3 separate regions of the Homo sapiens genome follow, and regions 1 and 3 are each linked to region 2. The links are chromatin contacts, found by Hi-C or POLR2A ChIA-PET in ENCODE. All regions are on one chromosome and are shown on one strand. The core of a region is the stretch at or near the end of the contact, and the rest is flanking DNA. Distances in the headings are between cores, read along the strand shown. Region 1 overlaps ITGB3 (integrin subunit beta 3). Region 2 holds the start of UBE2Z (ubiquitin conjugating enzyme E2 Z). Region 3 overlaps LOC101927060 (a long non-coding RNA gene).

Region 1 (3,972 bases), core at 1,321-3,820, 1.6 Mb after region 2:
TGGATACGTATAGCCACATTGGCTGTGCCACACCCATTTGGCACTAATCATGCATCTTGTGTTATTGTAAATATATATATCCTTTCTCCTCAAGTAGACCAAAAACTCCCCAAGGATAGAACCATACATAGTCTTGTTACCTCCCTCAGCCCCTGGCCCAGTGCCTTGCATAGATTAGGGGTCAAATGTTGCTGACTCATTGTCTGGTAGTGCTTGACTTGGATATGGCTGACACCAAGGAACTCAAGGACACTGTGCGGGGGCGGTGGTGAATCGTGAACATGTCCATGGGATCCTAGACCTTGCAGGGAGCTCATTAGATCCTCAGCTCAGTCTCCTGCCTTTACACAGGTACACCTTTAAGTCACCTAGATGAGGAAGTTGCTATATTGTCCTTAGGAGACGAAGAGTTCACACCTGCCCCAGATACCTAGAGCATTACAGCACATTTCTCTTATGGCTTATAGTAATTTCTCCTGATTCAATTTAAATATTTTCCTCTTGTTTAACCTTCTATGGCCATATAAAACAACTTATAAGAAGTTTTCTCATGTATAAGCTAAATCATCCTTTAGCCTTCTTTCTTTCAAGCTAAATGACTCTGGCCCTTTAATCTTTCCTCGTAGGACCTGTTCACCATGCCTTTTATGTTCTTTCCCCTCTTTCTCTCTCTCTCTCTCTCTCTCTCTCTCTCTCTCTTTCTAAGAGAAGGGGTCTCCACTAGGAGCAATGGCTCACACCTGTAATCCCAGCACTTTGGGAGGCTTAAGAGGGCAGATTGCTTAAGCCAAGGAGTTTGAGACCAGCCTGGGCAACATAGAAAGACCCTGTTTTCAAAAATTAGCTGGGCATGGTAGTGCATGCCTGTGGTCCCAGCTATTCAGGAGACTGAGGTGGTGAAGCTTGTGAGCCAAGATTGCACTACTGCACTCCAGCTGGGCAACAAAGCAAGACTCTGTATCAAAAAAAAAAAAAAAAAAAAAAAAAAAAAAAAGCAGGGGTGGTTCTTGCTCTGTCACTCAGGCTGGAGTGTAGTGGCAAGATCACAGCTCACTGCAGCCTCAGACTACTGGGCTCAAGAGATCTTTCTGCCTCAGCCCCACAAGTAGCTGGGACCATAGGCACAAACCACAACACTCAACGAATTTTTGCATTTTCTTGTAGAGGCAGGGTCTCACTATATTTCCCAAGCTGGTTTCAAACTCCTGGACTCACGTGATCCTCCCACCTCAGCCTCCCAAAGTGCTGAGATTACAGGCATGAGCCATCATATGCCTGGCCAATCTTTCTCTTTTTTTTCCTCTGTCTTCTTCCAATAACCACAAGTTAGTATGGTATTCCAAGAAAGGGCTAATCAGAGTGGAGAGGAAGACCTGCTTTCCAGCTGGGTTGTAAAAATCCTTTGGGTCCATTCTGGATCCCATGATGCTGCTGCTATGCTGGTGACAGTGAAGGCAGTGATAACACCACAATCAGGGACATCTCTAATGGTTATATAGGTTGTATGCTGGATGACGGTGTCCAGTTGGTAAGGGATAGGGGCAAGCTGGAACCGAGCCCTGCACCCTGCCCAGAAGGAGGGGCTGCCATTTTCATATTCACACAGACTCTGCCTAGATTAGGGCAACCCTCACAATCATGAATAGAAACCATAGGTGGTGCCAGAGATCTCACCATGGTAGTGGAGGCAGAGTAATGATTGTCACTACCAACATGACACTGCCCGTCATTAGGCTGGACAATGCCTGCCAGCCTTCCGTCCAATGCTATATGAGTCTTGGCATCAGTGGTAAACACCAGCAAGTGGGATGCATCATTCCTCCAGCCAATCTTTTCCTGTTAAAAGAAAACAAAAAACAAAGGCAGAGGAGACAAAACAAATTCAGCCATGTCACTGGTAGAGAACAGAGACCCAAGGTGCTCCCTGGCTAAAGGGCTGGACAGCTTATTTTTCTTCAAAACAAGGGTCTCAGTCCCAGTCCTTGGAACCGAAGCTGAAGCTTTCCAGTTCAGGAGTTTCATTCTCTTCAGAAAACAGTCTCATAGCTGATTAGTTCAAGCAGCTGAATGAGATCTTCTTAAACTCCAAACTTAACTCTTCTAATGACAGTCACATTGCTCATCTAGAAACTGACGTGCATCCACAGAGCTGATCTGGGCTAGAAGAAATCTCATCTGAACATCTGCCTACTTTGCTGAGGTTAAGTTAACTCAGCCTTAACTCTGAAGTAACTCTGAAGATGGGAAGATGCTCTCCCCTGGGAACATCTGAGACCACTGAGGTTCAAAGAAATGTCAGCTCAGGCCAGGGAGTGGATCTAAGCCAAGGCTGAATATCAGGAGCAACTTACTACTCATAACTGCAGGAAGCCCTGCTTAGTTCTCATCTCATTTTACACCAGAAATCCCCAGAGTTCAGTCACTTCCTTTCCCATTTTGATCTATGCCAGCCACACCTGGCACTCCAAGTCCTCCAAACTCACATCACAGACTGTAGCCTGCATGATGGCATCAAAGCCACCCTCTGGGGCATCTCGGTTCCGTGACACACTCTGCTTCTTCACTTCCTCATTGAAGCGGGTCACCTGGTCAGTTAGCGTCAGCACGTGTTTGTAGCCAAACATGGGCAAGCAGGTGGTCTTCATACTGGGGAGGGATGGGAGATAATTTAAGCAGACACCTTCATGGAAAAGGCAGCATGGGAATTGGGAGGAAAGAGAGGGGACAAATATAGATAGTGGTATGCCAAGGCCAGTTCCATACAACCACAGTTACCCAGACAGTTCAGACTCCAAAATCCTCAAATTATCTGAAGCTCCCCATCAACATTACCCCCATCCAGCTAACCTAGAAGATAAGAGATTGAGCTGGAAACAAGACTCCCTGAGCTTAGATCCCAGGTGCCCTCTGTACTAGTCATGGGACCTTTGGCAAGCCTCTCAATCCAACCTATGAAAGAGGGGCCAGGATAGCACATATCCCATAAGAGTTGTGAGACTTAAGTAAGTTCATACACACAAAGCACTTAGACCAGAGCGAGGCTCGAGTTGCTATTACTATCACCTTATACTTAACACTTTCCTAAAGTAACAATAAAGCAAAAGTCCATCAGTAAGTTAAGGTCCCTGAACCATCAATAAATTGATAGATCATGCAAGACAGGAGCATTTCTGCCCCCAGTCAAAATAGTGTGTTTAATTAATAGCTGATGTCTTGCCTGGGAACCTTACAACCCAGATAGAAGGTTGAATGCCACATCATATAACTTCAAAACTTTTTCTTTTTTTTTTAGAGACAGTTGTGCTCCATTGTCCAGGTTGGAGTGCAGTGGCACAATCATGGCTCACTGCAGCCTCAACCTCCCAGGCTCAATCAATCCTCCCACCTCAGCCTCCCTGTAGTCCTGGGGACTGCAGGCATGCGCCATCACACATAGCTAATTTTTTTGTAATTTTTGTAGAGATGGGGGTCTCACTATGTTGCCTAGGCTGAACTCAAACTCCTAGGCTCAAGTGATCCTCCCATCTTGGCCTCCCAAAGTGCTGGGATTACAGAAGTGAGTCACCCCACCTGGCCGTAACTTTGAAAACTAAAAAGTAAATTCACACCTTTTCAGGCTCAGCAACCAGCATTGTAAGTTATTCTAATACATGGATTTGCACAGTCTCCACCGATTAAATAAATAAGCCATTCAGTTTTAAGCCAAAGTGTCAAACAGAGGCACAAGTTATCCATTTACAGACTATAAAAGTGTCCAACAAATGTCATTTCCACTCTTTTATATTCCTTAGCACTTCATTTCTTCTGTTTTCACCCTGCAGGATGCACGGCCTTGATGAAGACAATAATGCCAACAATGGAATCGATCCTTCTGTAATCGTAATTTCTCGGTTTCCTTATCCATAAATTTCTTTCTACTTTTGACGTCATTTCCCTCCCATTCTCTCTTGCCTTCTATTTATTTGTTACCAA
Region 2 (3,910 bases), core at 1,137-3,636:
AGGAGGTGGGGGAAGGAGTGAGGAAGAGGGGGAAAGGGGGAATCCCTTGAGCAGGACAGTTGTTATCACCTCAATGAGGCCAGGGTTTGAGAAAGTGGTGCTTGGTACCGCAAGTGTTTGTACTGTCTTGTTGGCTGAGAAATCTCAGCTGAGTACTTGTCAGGCAGGCAGAGAGCAAATTATTATCAAAAGGGCATTGTTTCCTCAGGGGGAGGGGAGGGAGAGAGGAAAAAAATCAGAGATCCCAATGGCATCAAATGTCAGCCTGGAAAAGCCACTTTCCACTTACTCTCACTTCCTCCCACATGGCAATTCATTCACTCCCCACCTCCATGATTCCCAGGTACTACGACTGAATGCTAAATGAAGATTTTTTAGTAACTGGAAAGGCATCATCAACTCCACTAAAAAACTAATTCTATAAACTATACAGTGGACCTTTATTGGTAAGGGGATTGTATGAAGCAAGCCAGCCAGCAGAGAGTAAGACTATCATGGTGGCCTTCTTGCCCAGGGGTGTCTCAGGGTAGAGATCTCTTCAGGCTGGGGAGGGATCCTCAGAAATTGCTAAGAATCTCCCATCTGGAAGATGACATGTGGACTTCCATAGGAGATAAGATTTCTGACTCATATCTCACCAACTGGAATGGATCAGTTGAGAGCAAGGGGCTAAAGAACATTCTAGGTGGCGAAAAGCCTAGGGACTTGCTAGGGTGGGTAGGGACATAAAAAGGGCAAATAGGCGACAAAGCAGAGGAAAGCATTGGCCAAACTCAAAGGTATGTCAGAATTGGATGACTGAAATGGCTGGAGGAGGAAAAGAGTTGAGTGCTGAGTTTCAGTTAGAGGTGGCAATCCCTCCACAGTTGACCTCCTGTGTCAGGCACTGTGCCAGGTACTTTACACACATTATATTAATTTTTATTACAACCTTGAAAAGTAGACACAGAGACATCTGAAAGGACGTGGAACATGGGGAATAAGAACTAAACGAAGATGCTTGTGATGGGGGCATGGGGAGAAGTCAAACAGGTTTCAGGATTAATAGCTAAAGAGCACTGCCCTTTTCTTATGCGATAGGTACTATTCTATGTGCTTCTGGAAAACATCATCTACTAAATGATAGGATCTAAGATCAGTCACCCAAGAAATAAGCACAGAAAGGACTTAGGCCTTTGTTCCTATATTTGATGAGTATATTTGCTTCATAGAAGTAAAACAGACGACCCGGGGAGGGTGGGGGGTGGGGGGAGGGAAATTACAAGAAAGAAGCTCCTGAGTGGGATATTACAATCCAGAGTGGCACTGGGGAATTGGGGGGAGGTAGCCTGTGTTTCTGGAAGAGGCGTAAGAGTGGACAGCTTTGGGACACTGGAAAAGGGGTTCAAGGAAAGATTGGGGCGAGGGAAGCGATCTAGACCTGGGAAAAGACTGTGTGGAGGGAATCTGAGAAAAACGGAGGATAAAAAGAAAGGTTGGCTCGAGTCAGAGGCATGGCAAAGGAAGCTGAGTTCGTCTGTGTTAGGAACGGGGCTCCAGAGGAGAAGAGAGGGGACCGATGGGTGGGGCCTGCGGGCAGCATCTAGCAAGGTTGGGGTGGGGAAGGGGAAATAGGGGCGGCGCCGAAGGCGGGAGGGGGCGTTACTGAAGCGCTAAAGGGTCGGGTTTCCACCCGGAGGTGGGAGGTGTGGGGGAGGGTGGCCGGAATGGAGACGGAGGGCTCACGGGAGGTTGTCGAGGGGCGGGGTCGGATCTGGGCACACGAGGCGGGGGTTGGTGCTTGCGGGTCTGAGGGTGGGGGGAGAAGGGAGTTGGATCCCGACGCCCGGAGCTGGCAAGATTTGGGCCGTGGAGGTGGGCCGCCGCGAGGGCAGCGCAGTGGGTGGGGGGTGAGTTGTAGTGGGAGAGGGTGGGGGGCGGGGAAGGTCGAGCCCCGGAGCTCGGGGCTGGGGGAGGAAAAACCCCGGCTCACCGCTTGATCCGGAGTAGACACTGCGGCGCGGTGCGCTCGCCGTCCCAGTCGGAGCTGAGCGTGGGGTCCCAGTGGCTAAGCAGCGCGGCCCCGTGGGCAGCGGCTGAGGGCGGGAGCCCGGGCAGCGGAGCCAGGCCGCTCCCCGGGCCCCCGGCCCCGCCCGCTGCCGCCGCCGCCGCCCACACATCCGGCAGGAAAGGCGGCCCGAACCCGCCGCCGCTGCCGCTAACGCCAACAACACCAGCAACGCTGCTCGCCCCGGGGCCCGCCGCCCCGGCGCCCGCCGTTGCCGCCTCCTCAGTCGGACTCTCCGCCATCGCTGCTTCGCTTCCGGGACTACTCGGCAGCACGTCCGCCGACCAGAGCGGCCGCTGCTCCCGCCCGCTCCCGCACCACCGAGAACCGGGCCAGAGTGTCCCCACCCCCTCCGCTTCCACAGCCCAGACGGTGCTGGCTCCGCCCACCCCCGCCCCAACCAGCGAGAGGCGCTCTGCAAGAGCGTCCACCTACGGTCCTCCAGGACGGGAGGGGTGGGAACTAGCAGGCCGTGATGGTTCTGGGCTCGTGTGGGTCCTGCGCTGTGCGGAAGTAGCGGAGAGCCCAATTCAAGTGTTGAAAGGGGAGAAGAGAGGAGGGAGTGGGGGAGGAAGGGCCATATCATTCCCGTTAATGGCGGCGACCCTCAGACGTCTGCATGGTTAGGATTGGGGATCCAGCATCCTCATGGGAAGCTCAGTAGAGAAGTTGACTCGCTTTGGGCCCCTTCTCTCGGAAAGGCTCTGCGATTGATCCCTCCTGCACACTTGTGCACCTAGGGCAGGGTACCATTGCCCTTGCCTGCAACAGGACCAAGAGAGAACTCAACTTGGAATGAAAAGCTACCTCTTTTAGAGTTTATTCAACATATATTTATGAAGGGCCTACTAAATGCCAGTCACTGTTGCTAGTTGTTGCCATGGGGATAATGAAACAGAACTAGAGAAGCTTGGTGAAAGGAAGAAACATCAGGCCTCCTGACTCCAAGCTTAGTACTTTTTCTTCCCACAAATCTTGGAATATACAGGAATCGAGGTACTGTGAGTGTAAACCCTGAGGATTCTTTGGGTCTTTCCTAAAATGTTTAAAGTGAAAAATAATCTGCCAGGCTCGGTGGCTCACGCCTGTAATCCCAGCACTTTGGGAGGCCGAGGTGGGCGAATCACGAGGTTAGGAGTTCGAGACCAGCCTAACATGGTGAAACCCCGCCTCTATTAAAAATACAAAAATTAGCCGGGCGTGGTGGCGTGCACCTGTAGTCCCAGCTACTCAGGAGGCTTAGGCAGGTGGATCACTTGAACCCGGGAGGCGGAGTTTGCAGTGAGTTGAGATCACGCCACTGCACTCCAGCCTGGGCGACAGAGCCAGACTCCGTCTCAAAAAAAAAAAAAAAAATTCCTATGGACTAAGAATGACAGGGGCCTTCCTAAAAAACTGTTTTTCCTTGCCGGGCGCGGTGGCTCATGCCTGTAATCCCAGCACTTTGGGAGGCTGAGGCGGGCGGATCACTAGGTCAGGAGATCAAGACCATCCTGGCTAACACTGTGAAACCCCGTCTCTACTAAAAATACAAAAAATTAGCCGGGCGTGGTGGCGGGCGCCTGTAGTCCCAGCTACTCGGAAGGCTGAGGCAGGAGAATGGCGTGAACCCGGGAGGCGGAGCTTGCAGTGGGCGGAGATCGTGCCACTGCACTCCAGCCTGGGCGACAGAGCAAGACTCCGTCTCAAAACAAAAACAAAAACTTTTTTCCCTAGCAAAAATATAGGATCAATATTAACTGGAAACCAGTGGGGCCAGATGTATTTCAGACTTTGGAATGACACACCAAGCAAGGAGTGGGGCAGCGCCGGGTAGCCAAACCTATTGACATTTCTGCATCAAAGTGTATGAACATTCGTACC
Region 3 (3,696 bases), core at 1,197-3,696, 1.8 Mb after region 2:
AAGTGTTAAGATGACTGTGGAGCTCCTTCCATTAAGTCAAGCTGCCAATAAGGCTGAAACCAACTTAAATATACTAATGGGAGGACATTGAAGGTAAACAGCATTCATTTTTTCAACGGAATAAGACTATAAATGGCAAGCAGAGACAAGGTTCTTTGGGGCCCTTTAAAACTGTGGTCAAATGGCCCACCCATCTGATGCCAGGTCCTCAGGATTCAGAGAACATGTGTACCAAAAAGCCCCCAGGAAACTAAATGCTAGCATGGGACTTGGGTGCCTCTGGAATGTCCTTCTGCCTCAGCTACTCTGAGATAACATGGTTCCCTGTGTTCATGGAACCCAGATGGCCAAAAGTCAATGATCCAGCACTTATAAGAAAAGAAAGCCATTCAAGAGCCTCTGTACCCACCTAGGCCTCAGCCTCCCCAGGACCTACTCACCTATACTCTTCACAACAGGTAACATTGCCTCTGGCACCCATCACATCCCCTGAATTTGGCATCAGGATTGATCTGCCATCAGCTCTGGCAGGGAGAGGCCCTTACAAATGCCAGGAAAAGAAACATGAACAATATTCTGTGACCACAGCCAACACCACACAGAACTTCCCAGAGGCTCTCCAGGGCAAGAACACCAACCAGAAGGAAGGGGCAGCTTCCATCATTCTGTGCTAAGTGAGCTGAGTGAGTGGCCATCTCTCACCTTCCAGATATTTGAATGATACCTACCATTCCAGCAGCCAGCACAAGTCATTTAATATGAATGCCAGAAACACAATCCCTGAGGACAGGTGCAGGAGACCAGATGCCAGGAAAAACCCCGGCTGACCCAAGAGTTGGGGAGAGCCCACTGCTCCTCCACCCTTATTTACCACCTGAGCCCCTGCACCCACCAATCATGCTGCTCAGTCTCTAACTGTGGGTCTGAGTGAGCACCTACATTTGGCTGTTGAGGGGCAGCTGGTGGAAGGAGACTCTGCACTAAGTTCTCAGGTTGAATGGGAGTGGGGTCGAGGGAAGCAATGGACGCAGAGTTGGGGTAAAGACATGCGGTGGTGTCAGCGGGGGTGAAAGGACACGGAGATGTCATTTTTTAACAAGATTGGGTGAGGGTGGTAGGAAAGGAGGCAGTAAGAGTTCAGGACAGTTTAGCAAAGACTTAGGGATGGGGTGTCCTCAGGACGGCAGGAGACGGAAAAGAAGGTATACAGTGGCTAGGAGACTAAGGATGAGAAGACACTGTTAAGACTTGGAATAAGGCTGAGATCGGAGTTATCCAGAAGAAAGCGGTGAGCTCAACAGGGCACCAACTTCCTGGGGCTGGACTACGGCTGCGCAAATCCCACCCAGCCCAAAAAAGTAAGTGTGAGGAGAGAAGGGAAAAACTAAAAAGGAAAATCAGAAAAAAACAAAAGAGATGGACGGCAGTGCGTGCGCAGGGGCAGTACCCATGCCGTTGCCCGGCCTGCCAGCTGCAGGAGCAGGAGAACTCGGGAATGAGGAAGAAACCAGGAAATGACAGAAAGAAAAAAAAAAAAGAACGCAAATAGAGAAATGGAAAAAATAAGAAAGATTGGAAAAAACAGAAATTTTGAAAAAAGGATAATACTAAAAAAATAAATAGTATAAAAGGAAGGCAAAATGTTAAGGCATGTCAAAAATTATCTGTAAAAGTCATAAAAAATGCTATAAAAAGAATTTATGCAAAACATATTATATAATTTAAAACTAATTTGGCCTCCTAAATGTAAAACTATTAAGTTTATGTGCAAGGTGTATAAGGAAAATAAAATACACTTTTAATAAAAGGATTATAAAGAGGCATAAAAATTTGAATTCTTACCTACATTAAAAGGTCAAAAAAATTTGTTTTAAAAGTTTAAGCAAGTTTTAAAATGTTAATTATAAAAAAAATTCTGTGTATAAACATATCGGCTAAAGTTAAAGGGGTATCATCCAGTTTTTCTATGAACTGAACATAAAAATAAAAGCACAATAGGTTTTTCTTAAAGCACTAACCTGCTCTTTAACAAAAATTATAAAGGGTTAAAAAGAATCTATAAAAATCTTACCTTATAGTCAAACGTTAAAATTAAATAATATCTACAAGGTTTTATTAAAATGTAGTTTAACATTAATAGTACACTAATATAAAGGTAAAATTTAACTTATCTCTTATAAAATCATACAGGAAACATTATCAAACATAAAATGATGTTTGACTTTCTTTATTCTAAAAACTAATAAAAATAGGTGCTAAAAATTTTCCAAATGAAAATAAATATTGCTAAACCAAAGAGAAATGTTATCTAAGCCCCGTATAAAAAATAAATAAATCTTGTTCCAATTGCATCAAAAAACCCATTAAGGGCCCTCCAGCACAGGGTTAATACCAACGAGTTTCCACCTCCAGCTGCTCCTAGAGTGGCCACAGCATGAGCCATCTGGTGGGGGACCTAGCCGCCAACAGACACTTCCTGTACAGGGGAGGGGGGAGGGGGCCAGGCAGCCGTTAGACAGCACAACCGAACCCAACACCGGGGCCCAACGGCAGGGGCTTGGGCAGGAGCAAGGTCCGAGGGCTGCCAGGTAAGTCACAGGGCCACTCATCCCTAAGGCCACAACGCAAGGGAGCAATAAAGGCCACAGGGAGGCCAAGACCTTAAGGGGAGCCAGGCCGCCGCGTCCCCTAGGCAGCGCTCAGCGGGGAAGGAGTTGGAGGTGTCACTATGGGGCCTCAAGCCCCAAGATGTACAAAGTTCTAAGAAAAAACCCCAAAGTTTCCTTCAAAAGCAACATAAGAAAAAGTTAAAAAAAAAAAAACTTAAGAAGGCACTAAGGACTTATAGACCAAAAAATACCTATAGTTTGCCTTACTTACATTCTACTGCTAATGTCCCCACATTTAAAACAAAAAATCAGTTTCTCAAAAATTATATACTTATTTTCCACTTTCCCTTCCCTCAAAACTAAAAGCCTTTTAGCACAGGTACCACCCCTAACATTTCCAGTACACCAGCACCAGCTTGAAAACCACGTCCTTATCGAAAGATGTAAAAAAAAGAAAAATGCAAGCCAGCCTAGGAAGAAACCTACCTTAAGCTGCTGACCACCAAGACTGCCATTCGCACAGCAAAAAAATAAATTAACACGTCGTACCCAAGTCGAGAAAATGTCATCACCATAAAAGTCATAGGCCATTGCTCCAGGGTCAAGCCCTACCAAATTAAAACTAAAAAAACTTTATCTATCTTTTCTCTCCTTCAACTACTTCCCATCTTATTAATGTAACTAAATCTAACTCACCTCAAATTATTACTTTTAATGCCTGTTTAGTTATCACTCCTCTCTTACCAAATAACAAAACCAAAGTCTCTATAGTAAAAGTAAAAAACCTAAGGCAAACAACAAGACATCAAAATATAAATGCCTGGCTAAAATAAATGAAATATTCCGTTCACTCTTTAAACAAAAACAACTGTTACACTTGTGCGCACGGTGAACCAGAGGTCCAGGTTATCCACTTTCCACTCAAATAGTCTTCTAATCAACAAGACATAGACGACATGGTATCTCCTTTTCAAAATCCTACAGCCTAGGATAGTAAACTGTACCAAACTCTCTCTGCTATTTCCTGAAGTGCAGTAGTACCCTGCGGGTCTGCTCCCAAGAGCCATCCAGCCTCCCATCTTCCAAG

The links. A loop is a pair of places that touch in the nucleus more often than their neighbours do. ChIA-PET counts read pairs that join two places held with the same protein, here RNA polymerase II (POLR2A). Pooled maps may share reads with other maps.
Region 1: a pooled map shows a loop between it and region 2 (2.9-fold over the local background). The contact joins the enhancer-like site here to the promoter of UBE2Z in region 2. A Hi-C loop is called at or near these places in 1 of 50 pooled maps. POLR2A ChIA-PET finds 5 or more read pairs at or near these places in 2 of 52 experiments (GM12878 and K562).
Region 3: a pooled map shows a loop between it and region 2 (11-fold over the local background). The contact joins the enhancer-like site here to the promoter of UBE2Z in region 2. A Hi-C loop is called at or near these places in 1 of 168 maps with a recorded cell type or tissue (CD4-positive, alpha-beta T cell) and 5 of 50 pooled maps. POLR2A ChIA-PET finds 5 or more read pairs at or near these places in 1 of 52 experiments (CD4-positive, alpha-beta T cell).

The regions. Positions count from the first base shown.
Region 1 is chr17:47,284,934-47,288,905 of GRCh38, reverse strand. ITGB3 (integrin subunit beta 3) reads right to left here. Exons shown (of 15, transcript NM_000212.3): 5 at 2,484-2,646; 6 at 1,675-1,836. Among named protein-coding and RNA genes, the nearest start is that of ITGB3, 33 kb to the right of the region's middle. RefSeq lists enhancers at 69-363, 1,757-1,806, 2,217-2,506, 2,597-2,646. Within about 2 kb of position 2,570, at least 3 of the 41 ENCODE cell types and tissues checked have a DNase peak (open chromatin) inside an H3K27ac peak, as active enhancers do; they include GM12878, where a contact is called at or near this core.
Region 2 is chr17:48,906,883-48,910,792 of GRCh38, reverse strand. UBE2Z (ubiquitin conjugating enzyme E2 Z) reads right to left here and starts at 2,386. Exons shown (of 7, transcript NM_023079.5): 1 at 1,973-2,386. The coding sequence starts at 2,289. LOC105371814 (a long non-coding RNA gene) reads left to right here and starts at 1,810. Exons shown (of 4, transcript NR_135674.1): 1 at 1,810-1,854. RefSeq lists enhancers at 605-654, 675-724 and silencers at 1,598-1,727, 1,998-2,247.
Region 3 is chr17:47,066,306-47,070,001 of GRCh38, reverse strand. The region is part of intron 2 of LOC101927060 (a long non-coding RNA gene); the gene reads left to right. Among named protein-coding and RNA genes, the nearest start is that of RPRML, 89 kb to the right of the region's middle. RefSeq lists enhancers at 852-1,351, 1,352-1,853. Within about 2 kb of position 2,446, at least 38 of the 41 ENCODE cell types and tissues checked have a DNase peak (open chromatin) inside an H3K27ac peak, as active enhancers do; they include CD4-positive, alpha-beta T cell, where a contact is called at or near this core.